Linked DNA regions of Homo sapiens: region 1 is linked to region 2. Evidence: read pairs that join two places in POLR2A ChIA-PET (ENCODE). Cell type or tissue: Panc1. All regions are shown on one strand. Links, peaks and the distances in the headings refer to the core of each region. The heading gives the core; the rest is flanking DNA. Region 1 has its middle 15 kb from the start of ZNF287. Region 2 overlaps MPRIP (myosin phosphatase Rho interacting protein).

The links. ChIA-PET counts read pairs that join two places held together with the same protein. Peaks named below come from ENCODE experiments on the same cell type or tissue, not always from the same donor. Only the 100,000 strongest peaks of a DNase experiment are listed, where the experiment ranks them.
Region 1: POLR2A ChIA-PET joins it to region 2 with 8 read pairs; 2 of 35 experiments call an interaction of 5 or more read pairs at or near these places.

What each region holds. Positions count from the first base shown.
Region 1 is chr17:16,581,766-16,587,137 of GRCh38, reverse strand. No RefSeq gene overlaps it. Among named protein-coding and RNA genes, the nearest start is that of ZNF287, 15 kb to the right of the region's middle. In Panc1, for the core only: a CTCF peak has its summit at 2,729 (motif pointing left); a DNase peak (open chromatin) is centred at 2,707; H3K4me3 peaks cover 825 bases; H3K27ac peaks cover 409 bases.
Region 2 is chr17:17,050,724-17,056,095 of GRCh38, reverse strand. All of the region lies in intron 1 of MPRIP (myosin phosphatase Rho interacting protein), which reads right to left. Among named protein-coding and RNA genes, the nearest start is that of MPRIP, 11 kb to the right of the region's middle. RefSeq lists an enhancer at 1-132. In Panc1, for the core only: no CTCF peak of the experiment used is centred there; no DNase peak of the experiment used is centred there; H3K27ac peaks cover 312 bases.

The DNA of each region.
Region 1 (5,372 bases), core at 233-5,232, 470 kb after region 2:
GTTTTGAGAGGCCGTGTCAGATTCATGACTGGGTACTAGTGGAGCCATTATCTGAGATTAGAGATTAGAGGACAAGTCACTTTTATTTGGGGAGGAAGTTGAGGGCCTCAGTTTGAAATGTATTACATCTTAAGTGCCTATAACACGCAGAGACTGTGCCTCAAATGAAATCTAGACTGAGCTTTCAGATGTCATCACCATCAAGATAATGATGGGAGAAATTGCTGCAGCAAGTGAAGACATGCAGGAGGTTTCCAAGGCAGCTATAGTGAAAGGGGCACACGGGTGGGGACTGGGTCTCAGAATGTTCCCTGATACTCTTCAGGGGGGCTTTGCACAGGACACCAGCAAGGAGTGTTCGTGGACTAGGTTTGAAGACAGTCAGCCTGAGATGTCAGAGGAGTCTGGCAAAAGAATGATCTCAAAAGGAGGCCGTGGTCAAATTAGTCTTTGTTTGTTTGTTTGTTTTTGAGATGGACTCTTGCTTTGTCACCCAGGCTGGAGTGTGGTGGCGGGATCTCAGCTCACTGAAACCTCGCCTCCTGCGTTCAAGCGATTCTTCTGCCTCAGCCTCCCAAGTAGCTGGGACTACAGGCGCCCGCCACCATGCCCGGCTAATTTTTGTATTTTTAGTAGAGACAAGGTTTCAATATATCAGCCAGGCTGGTCTCAAACTCCCGAACTCAAGTGATCCACCCACTTCAACCTCCCAAAGTGCTGAGATTACAGGCATGAGCTACCATGCCTGGCACTACCCAGATATTTTAATCCAATGAGTATTTTAAGTCATTTTCTTGGGACTAAAACACAATTGAAACGTGACCTCTTTTGGGGAATTTGCCTTTTCCTAGGCTTCTCTGACATCTCAGCTGTGGAAACAATTTTAAGTCATTTTCTTGGGACTAAAACACAATTGAAACGTGACCTCTTTTGGGGAATTTGCCTTTTCCTAGGCTTCTCTGACATCTCAGCTGTGGAAACATGGAGTTGTTTGATTTCCACTTTTCTACATAAACCACTTCCTCCACTGAGTACCCTGAAACTGTCTGCCCTTTTTTGCCCCATGTCAAACTCCATGGAAAAGTGCACTTACTTGCACAACTTCCTCTTCCAAATAAGTGGCATGCTGCCCTGGAATCTCTGCTTCAGTTCACTCTCATAACGCCAGAAGACGGCTGTAGTGTCAGCTGTGATTTTCTGTGTTTGTACTAATTGGAGTCTGTCCACACGTGTTCTTCAGAAGTCAGGCAAAGAGATGCTTGGACAGTGTGCATGTCCGCTCTCTGACTCTTGCCCTCTGGGATTCTATGGGGATGTTTTAGTGTCTATAGAGGCAGAAGGGACTCACTTGATTGTGGCAGGGACATACAGGGTAGAGAGTGCTCAGGAATTATGAGCTGGGATTTTCCCATCTGTGTGGCACTGACAGGCAGAGCAACTGCAGTTGGACCACTTCCAGCCCAAACTAACAACACTGATCATATACCCATATATAAGTAATACATTTATATTTATATTTTTTAATGTATATATAATACAATGTATATCATATTGAATGAGGAGATACACTAGGCCAAAATCAAAAGCATTGTCGTGCAAATAGATTAGAAATTTCTATGCAACTCGCCCGGGCGTGGTGGCTCACACCTGTAATCCCAGCACTTTGGGAGGTAGAGGCGGGTGGATCACGAGGTCAGGGGTTCGAGACCAGCCTGACCAACATGGTGAAACCCCGTCTCTACTAAAAATACAAAAATTAGCTGGGCGTGGTGGCGGGCGCCTGTAATCCCAGGTACTCAGGAGGCTGAGGCAGGAGAATTGCTTGAACCCGGAAGGTGGAGGTTGCAGTGAGCCGAGATCATGCCACTGCACTCCAGCCTGGGAGACAGAGTAAGACTTTTGTCTCAAAAAAAAAAAAAAAAAAAAAATTCTGTGCAACTCATCAATATGGGATAATATTTTGAAACAAGTGGAAAATTAAATAAGCTTTCCAACAAAAAATTCTGACAAAAAAGAAGACCTGCATTGCCCTTGCTTACAACAAAGAAAAACAAAAATAAAAGTTTTTTTCTCTTGCAAAACATAATTTGCAAGTATGTTTAACGACAAACTTTTACAAGACAAGTGAATGTATTTTCCAATTTTGAAAATGAACAAAAAAGAAATGTAAAAAAAGTAATAATGTATAATCCGGGATGTTACGAGGAGATTACAGACATCCTAATTTCACCATTGGGTTGGAGATAGACACATTTTTCTTTCTTTTTTGTAGAGACGGGGTCTCGCTGTGTTGCCCAGGCTTGTCTGGAACTCCTGGGCTCAAGCGATCTTCCTCGGCTTCCCCAGGTGCAGGGGTCCCAGGCGTCAGCCCGCGCCCCGCCAGCGATAGACAAAATCAAACTGAACCTCCTCAGATGCTGAATATTCCGAAGTGGAAAGTTCGCTCAATGAACACACCTGATTTACAAAACTCAGCCACTGGCTCTGTACCATCTGTAACAACTTAAGCAATCAGTTAGAGCTGGTCCCTCCCTCCTCAGCCGTCACAGCTGTTTCCTCACAGAGGACGCGGCCCTGGATCGTCCGAAGCCGAAGCCGTGTGGCGCTTCCCGAGTGGGCTGAGAGGGAACGAAGCTGGTGTCCACTCCCAGGATGGGCGTCTGCAGCTGCAGACGGAACACGCATGCGCCTCACGCAGGGCAGAAAAGGCTTAGTCGGGCGCCCTCCTGCGGCTTCGGGGAGCTGCACAGGCACTTTGTACAGCACTCACTGTGCACGGTGATCCCGTGCCCCTCCCGGCGCCAATTCTCTGAAATTGACGCTGTCCCTTTCATGTGGGCTGATTTGCTGGCGTACATTGTTCGCAGTATTCTATTATGATCTCTTTTCTTTCTGTAACACCTATAGTAATGTTCCCACTCTCAACTCTAATTTCGTTATTTTGAAACTTCCCTCTTTTTCTTGGTCAGTCTAGGTAAATGTTTGTCAATTTTATCTTTTCAAAAAAAGAACTTTTGATTTTATGAAATCTGTCTACTGTTTTTCAATTGTCTGTTTCGTTTATCTACACTTTAATCTTTATTCTTTCTTTCCTTCTTCTAACTCCCGCAGTGGAGGGCAGGAGGCGAAGCCTAGGAGGCCACAGGGAAGGAACAGGACTTGAGATGGGACAAGTGAGGCCCTGCCTCTGCTGGGGACTGGAGAACCCCCGCTTCTACACCAGCTTCCGGTTGCATTCTACATTTTTCACCGTTACAGCGGGAATTTTCCAGAGCCCCTTTGAATTTTAAAATATGCTAAGCATCTAGCATTTCCACTGACCTTTTTTTTTTTTTTTTTTAGACAGTGTTTCTCTCTTTTTGCCCAGCTGGAGTACAATGGGTGCGATCACGGCTCACCGCAACCTCCGCTTCCCGGGTTCAAGCGATTCTCCTGCCTCATCTCCCGAGTAGCTGGGATTACAGGCGCCCGCCGCCACGCCCGGCTTATTTTTGTATTTTTAGTAGAAACGGGGTTTCACCATGTTGGCCAGGCTGGTCTCGAACTGCTGACCTCAGGTGATCCACCTTCCTTGGCCTCCCAAAATGCTGGGATTACAGGCGTGAGCCACTGTGCCCGGCAGGACCCTTCTTTTAATTAGTTCTATTAATTTACCTCCGTTTCCAACTGAAGAAATTATTGCCAGCTGAGAAACAGGTTCCAGCTGAGAAACAGGTTCCAAGACCACCATGTTTGCTTCAAGTATGAGTAACTAAAACATAAAAACAGGGTTACCTTGGCGGTAGACCCCCAGAGTTCAGGTCCTGACTCTGCCTCTACTCACTGACTTTGGCTAAGTCACGACATCTCTCTGAGCCTCCATTTCCTCATCTATAAACAAGACTAATGCCCTCAACCTATAACATAGAAGAAAATGCATTTATTGAATCAGTCTCATGACTTTGGGGACCTCACACCTCAGCACAGGCTAGAGAATATTTTGAGCCCATGTATCCTCACCTCTCAGTTATCTCGCTTTTCTTCTGGAAGGTAGCCTTGAGCCCTGGTGCTCTCAAGAGCTAGGCTAAGGCTACATCTGTCCCTTCTTGGGCCTCCATCCAATTTTATCATATGAAGTCCCCCCTGGAGTACATGCACATTGTCCTAGCCAGCTCCGGCTGCTTTAGGAAATTACCAAAGACGGGCTAGCTTAGACAATTAACATTTACTTCTCACAATCTGGAGGCTGAGAAGTCCAAGATCAAAGTGCCAGCAGATCAGGTGTCAGGTAAGTATATTCTTCCTGATTTGCAGGCAGCCATTTTCTCCTTGTATCTTCAATGGCAGAGAGGAAGGGAGGGAAAAAGAAAGAGAAGGCTCCCCTGTCCCTTCCTATAAGAACATTAATCCCATTCATAAGGTTGTCACCTCCCCAAGACCTAATCACCTCTCTAACATCATCACATTGGGGTTTAGGATTTCAACATATGAACTTAGAGGGACACACGTATTCAGTTCACAGCGTACCTAGTCCCTGAAGACAAGAACTACAGAGTGAAGGGACTGAATGACATCCTTCTTACTGGAGAAACATTGCCCTGTCCTACCCTAAAACCTTCTATTCACAGCCTTTGTGTGAGCATGAGAGGATTTTCGTTATCACACCTTTGTGTTGTTTTTATGAACTAAGGGTCTCATCAAAATTTTTCCCATATAGGCTCTGCTGTCCATTACTTAAGGAATGTTTAATGTTTTTCAAAATTGTCTAATTTCCTTAATAAAATATTTGCATATACAGTATCTTGTTAATGTATCTTTAAGTGTTTATTTTTGTTTTCATTCCTTTATTTTTATTATTATTTTTTTTGAGACAGTCTCTCTCTGTCGCTAGGCTGGAGTGCAGTGGCACGATCTCGGCTCGTGCAACCTCCGCCTCCCGGGTTCAAGCAATTTTCCTGCCTCAGCATCCAATTAGCTGGGACTACAGGCATGTGCCACCACGCCCAGCTAATTTTTGTATTTTTGGTAGAGATGGGGTTTCACCATGTTGGCCAGGATGGTCTTGATCTCTTGATCTTGTGATCTGCCCACCTCAGCCTCCCAAAGTGTTAGGATTACAGGCGTGAGCCACCACGCCTGGTCTGTTTTCATTCCTTAACTTTTCCTTTTTGAATATAAGATTGAAATTATTTCCCAGGAAAATTTAAAGAGCGAAAAAATTAAGGCACCTAAGAACGCATTATGAAGATATTATGCACTGTAGACTTTGCAAGAATCAGAATAGTACAAAGAACATCAATATACTCCATACCTAGATTCACATATTTTTAATATTTTCTCCATTTTTGTGGCCACTTAATAGTTTGTGCGCTGTCACTCGCTTGTGTTCTTGC
Region 2 (5,372 bases), core at 197-5,196:
GCCACACACAGCCAGACATTGATGGTCTCAAGGCCAAGCTCAGTCCTCTCGAGTCATGTGGAGACAGGGAAGGCCTGGAGTCCCACAGCTGGGTTTCCTCCCGGCTTTGCCACCAGAGGAGCTGCTCTAGGCATATTATACTACCTCTCTCTACCCTTCTCTTAACTCCGCCTTCTGAGACTGCTGGAAATATAAATGAGCTAATAGTGGCCTGGCACATGGCAATTCCTGTCAGCTATGAATACCACCAACAGCGCCACAAAACAATGCCAGGGCAGGCCACCCTTCAGCAATTTCCGTATAGGAAAACCTCCACACCATAGAAGGCCAGGTGCTAGCTGGCCGGGCCCCCTAGGAAGAGGACTCCTAAGCTCCCAGGCTCACGGGGTTTCCAGGCGGGAAGGGAGATGTGGAATTGAGAAGTAGTGGGCTGTCTGCCGAGGTGACATCTGCCTATTAGAAGAGCTCGTTCTCAGGCTCAAAAGAAGAGACTCCTCCTGTTTAGATCTCATAGAAGGGTCCCCTCAGCAGAGGTGCCTTTCCCTGCAAGGGTGAATGACTTGTAAAGGCTGGGGGTAGGGTGGACAGAGAGGCTGGAAGGACCTGCCTGCCAGCTGAGGGGACCCACTCAACACTGGTGACCAGGGGGCCACGAAACGTCCTGGCCAGATCTCCCACCCACCCAGTGATTTGGGACTAGACCCGGCTCCCCAGCTCTGGGATCCTCTCTACCTTCCTTGGGCATTTCAACCAGGCCCGGCACAAGGATTTTCCTTCCCAGACAACTGCAAGGCAGTTGCTCCATGGATACGAGTGGGATAAGCATGGCTTCTCTTAATCTTCTCCCACACTGCCCATGGCAACTCATACACCCATCAAAGAAATTCCTAAAATTGGGATCTGCTCTGCCCTTCATGGGACCTGCATGACTTCTCTGGGCTTGACAGGGGCACAGAAGTGGCCTCTAACATTAAATCCTAAGCTGATGAAGCCTGGCCCCTTCACTTCCTACCCTCTAAAAAAAAAAGAAATTTTTTTTTTTTTTTGATACAGGGTCTCGTTCTATTACCCAGGTTGGAGTGCAGTGGCGTGATCTCAGCACACTGCAACCTCCACCTCCTGCCTCAGGCAATCCTTCTACCTCAGCCTCCCAAGTAGCTGGGACCACAGGCATGTGCCACCAAGCTTGGCTATGTTTTTTACTTTTTTGTAGAGACAGGGTTTCCCTGTCTTGCCCAGGCTGATCTCGAACTCCTGGGCTCAAGCAATCTGCCCACCTTGGCCTCCCAAAGTTCCGGGATAACAGGTGTGAGCCGCAGCACCTGACCTAAAAATTCTTAAAATCAGTTCAGTCCTTACACAGCAGGTCCTCAAATAATGCCATTTCATTCAACATTGATTTGTTATAACAATGTTGAGGAAAAAAAAAAAAGAATTCCTGCACCCACTGCCTGTGTGGAGTTTGTGTGCTCTCACGACTCCGTGGGTTTTCTCTGTACTCTGCTTTCTTTCACATCTCAGAGATGTGCACATTCAGTGAACTGGACATCTAAGTGGTCCCAGTCTGAGCAGGTGTGGGTGCAAGTGTGTCCTGTGATGGAACGGCGTCCTGTCCAGGCTTTGTGCCCTGGGAGAGGCTCCAGCTACCGGTGACATTGAACTGGAATAAGCAAGCTGGAAAACGCATGAATGAATACAGGTAACTGCCTACTAAAAAGTCATCAAGTCTACGATAATCACACAAACACATGACAATAAACTATGCAGTAAGAAGCACTCAGCCAGCCCACCGCTTTTGTCCTTGTTTTTGAACTTCCTGGTGGTAGGAGGTATGCCTTACAATTTTCACTTTGCAGACATTTATTCCTTGATTTAACCTACCACCATGACTGTCATCACTCACTGTCATCACTCACCAAAACTTGTATAGATAATGATCTTACTTGTTTTTATTCATCTTCCTGAAATGTATATAATAGCTCACATGTATTTCCATGTTTAATATTAGAAATACTTTGGATCTTTATTTAGAAGTTTGGTTAATTTTTATAACCTGAAATATGCCGTAGAAACTTAAATCCTGTTTATATCAATTAGCTTATGATAAAATTGGTTTGGTTGTGTGTTGTTATGCTTACAGTAGCAGTTTCCAAGAGCCCATCAATGACGGTGAGGACTTACTGTACTTACACATTCTGAAAAATCAAACACACACAAGGCAAACTGACTACTTCCTTCCAGTCCTCAAGGGGCTGACATAAGAAAGCTGCTAGGGTGGTGCAGAGCAGCTCAGTGGGAGAGGAGACAGCCTGAGCATCTGTTTAATGGGCATGGGCCTGAGCTTCTGTTTAATGGGCATGGGACAGACAGAAACAGGTTTGAGGGCCAGCTTGCCCACAAAATCACAGTGGAAGGTCCCCTCCCTGGGCTGTTTTCTCTGCAGTAACCTAAGAGGGATGGGGACCTGGTGCTCCCCGCACTGCCCCTGCCCCATCTCGCCCATGGCCTGGCCCATGGTGGACATTCAAGAGCAGATGGGCCAGCATGCTAAGTGAGAGCTTCCCAAGGGCAAGATCCGTGTCCCACACACAGCTCCATACTACATGGTTTATTGCTGATAAAACGGACCCCATTTACTAAGCACCCACCATATAACCCAGTATTTACAAACTCTGCCCTTGCCACAGATCCTGCGGTTGCTGAGGACTTTGGAAGCATCTTCCTGCATCCTCATCAGGACCCAAAGCCATGGGTACTATTATTATAACCCCCCAGTTTTCAGATGAGGGGCATAGATGCTTCAGCTCTAAGTAACTTGCTCCATTAGCATGGAAAATGGAGCTAGAATGGAAACTCAAATCTGGGCTCGCCACCATTCCAATTCCCTTGCCTGGGCGCACTGAAATGAAAAGTGGGACTGTGTCAGATTTCTAGGTCAGAGCAGGTCCCCAAGCAGAAGCCATGCAAATGCCCTGACCCACCCCTCCCGCGGCCCTGAGGCTCCTGAGCCTCAAGTGGCTCACCCAGTCCTGATAGTGAGGCTCTGGGTATGGCATCAGGAGACCCAGGAGACATGGCCCCTTTCTCTGGCTCAGCTGGGGCTCCCTGCAGCTGCTCCCCCTTCCCTTGGCCCCTTTATCTATGGGAAGGACCACGAGGAGGTCAGAAACCTTGTGTGGAAAGTGCGCCACGGTTGCTTGTGGGTCTGTTAAATCCAGTGCCTCAGAACCTACAGAGATCAAGGACAAAGCTATTTCCTGATTCTGAATTCCTCTTTCAGAGGAAAAAATTGTGCTTCCTGTTCAGAGCTGTGCCAAAGGTGTGGCTGCTGCCTAGGCCAGTAGCCCATGTTGGGGATGTGGGGCACCCCGAGGCTGAGGAGAGGTGAAGATCTGGGCGATGCCCTGCACAACAGCCTGCACCGTTCACACACACGCCCCACCACACACTCAAGAACTAAGGAGTCCAAGTTGGGGCAAGGCCCTGTTCCTGATAGCAAAGGTTAACACTTATTAGAGACAAGGTGGCCAAACAGGACTTTGGAAAAAATCGTGCTGGACTTCCTGTGACCTAGGCAGGTCGCTGAACCTCTGCTGAACCTCTCCAGGTCTCGGCGGCTCCATCTGCTAATTGAAGACAATCCCTCACCTGCATAATGTGGGGGAAAGGCAGGGAGGGCAGGTGCAGACAGCCCCAGCAGGTCCCTCTTCCCAGGGCTAGGAACTAGAAGTCCAGGAAACAGCTGTGATTTATTCTGCAGCACTGCAATATACCAATCTCCCTACTACCCATCTGCCCCGGGGCCAAACAAAAACACTAAGGAGTTTACAAAGCAAAGTGGCCTTCCCAAGGACAGGGAGGATGAGTCTGGAGCCAGGGTGGAGTCTGGAGCCAGGGTGGACTCTGGCACGGGAGCCTCATGGAGCTGAAATCTGTATCACGGCCCCATTGCTGAGCAGCTCAGTGACCTTGGGCAGGCCGCTCAACCACTCTGAAAACTCAGGGTCCCCTCCTCCGAGGGAGGCCTTGCTGCCACCAGCCCTGCTGGCCACCCTTGCCTGCTGAGGTCTGTGTGAAATCACGGGCTATGACACAATATAGTAGGTAGAGGTTCAAAGGATCCGGCAGGCCCATCCACTCAGAGTCTCGCTGCAAAGCAGCTCTGACACCAGGGCCACCTCTGGCACAGCATGCAACCGCCAAGCTGCGCCCAAGGGGAAGGAGCCAGAAGGGTTACAGGCTCCAGGCAAAAACCAGGCTGTGGTTTCATGTGAACTAGGATGACCCTGACTGAGAAAACCAGTGAGTGGTTTGGAAGATTTCAGTTCCAGCTTCCAGAGACAAAATGTCAGTGAATCAACCCCCTAGGTGCTCTTGCCCCCAACGGAAGTGACAATGCCTTGAGAGCTCTGGGTAGGGCATGGGGGCTCCATTCCAGAGCAGCTGTAAGACTGCCTCAATTGCTAAAACTGGAAAAAGCACAAAATCTAGGGCAGAGTTTTCGAACCTGCCCCAAATGGCCCCAGAGATGACCCAAGGCCCTCCCCCGCCACCCCGCCCCAGGATGGGAGGCCAAGCTCCAGGCTTTGGCTGCCTTGCCCAGAGCTGCACTGCTTTTGATGAAAGCTTGAAAACCATCCACCTGGTCCAACGGTGTCATTCAGCTGAGAAAGAGTGGCTTGGGGAATGAGTTTCCCAGGATAAGAGAAGAGCCCGTTTTCTTAGGTCAGATGCTTCCAAATTAGCACCCAATGATCCTCCATGTCCAGTAGTAGGATGTCTTCCCCTGTGCCTCGCTGCCACACTCTCTCCCTCTTTCAAGACTAAGTGGCAGCTTGGGAACAATTTAAACATTCTGAGTTAAATTTCTTTATTTCTGCTAAAGAACATGAGGTTGCCCAAAGAAAGGCTACTTCCCCCAGAGGCGGCAGCCAGCGTGCTTCCTGGAACATCCCTCACCACATGGGGGGCTCAGGAACTCCCCATTCCATCAGCACACTACTCTGCAAAGAGAAGGCAGGCACCCGCTTTACAGGTGGGAGACATAAGTCACCTTCCTGGGTCACCCTGCACATTTGTGTCAGGAAGAGAACATAGGCCTTGGACTATAGTCCTTCTGTGTGGCAAGGGAAAGAGAAATCAGAGGAAAAGATCAGGTAACAGGCTAGAACCCAGGGAAAAAAGCTAGGGTGCAATTACATAATACTGGAACATTGCACGTCCAGTTTAGAGGGGGATACGCCAGCCTGCCCACCACGGCCCTCACCGGCTCCCCACAGGACAGGCCTGAGGCCCTGGCAAGGACCTTCCTCCCTTCTGCCCCTAAACTCTGCCTCTGGGCAGGGAGTGGGGATCAGAGCCCAGAAGAGAAC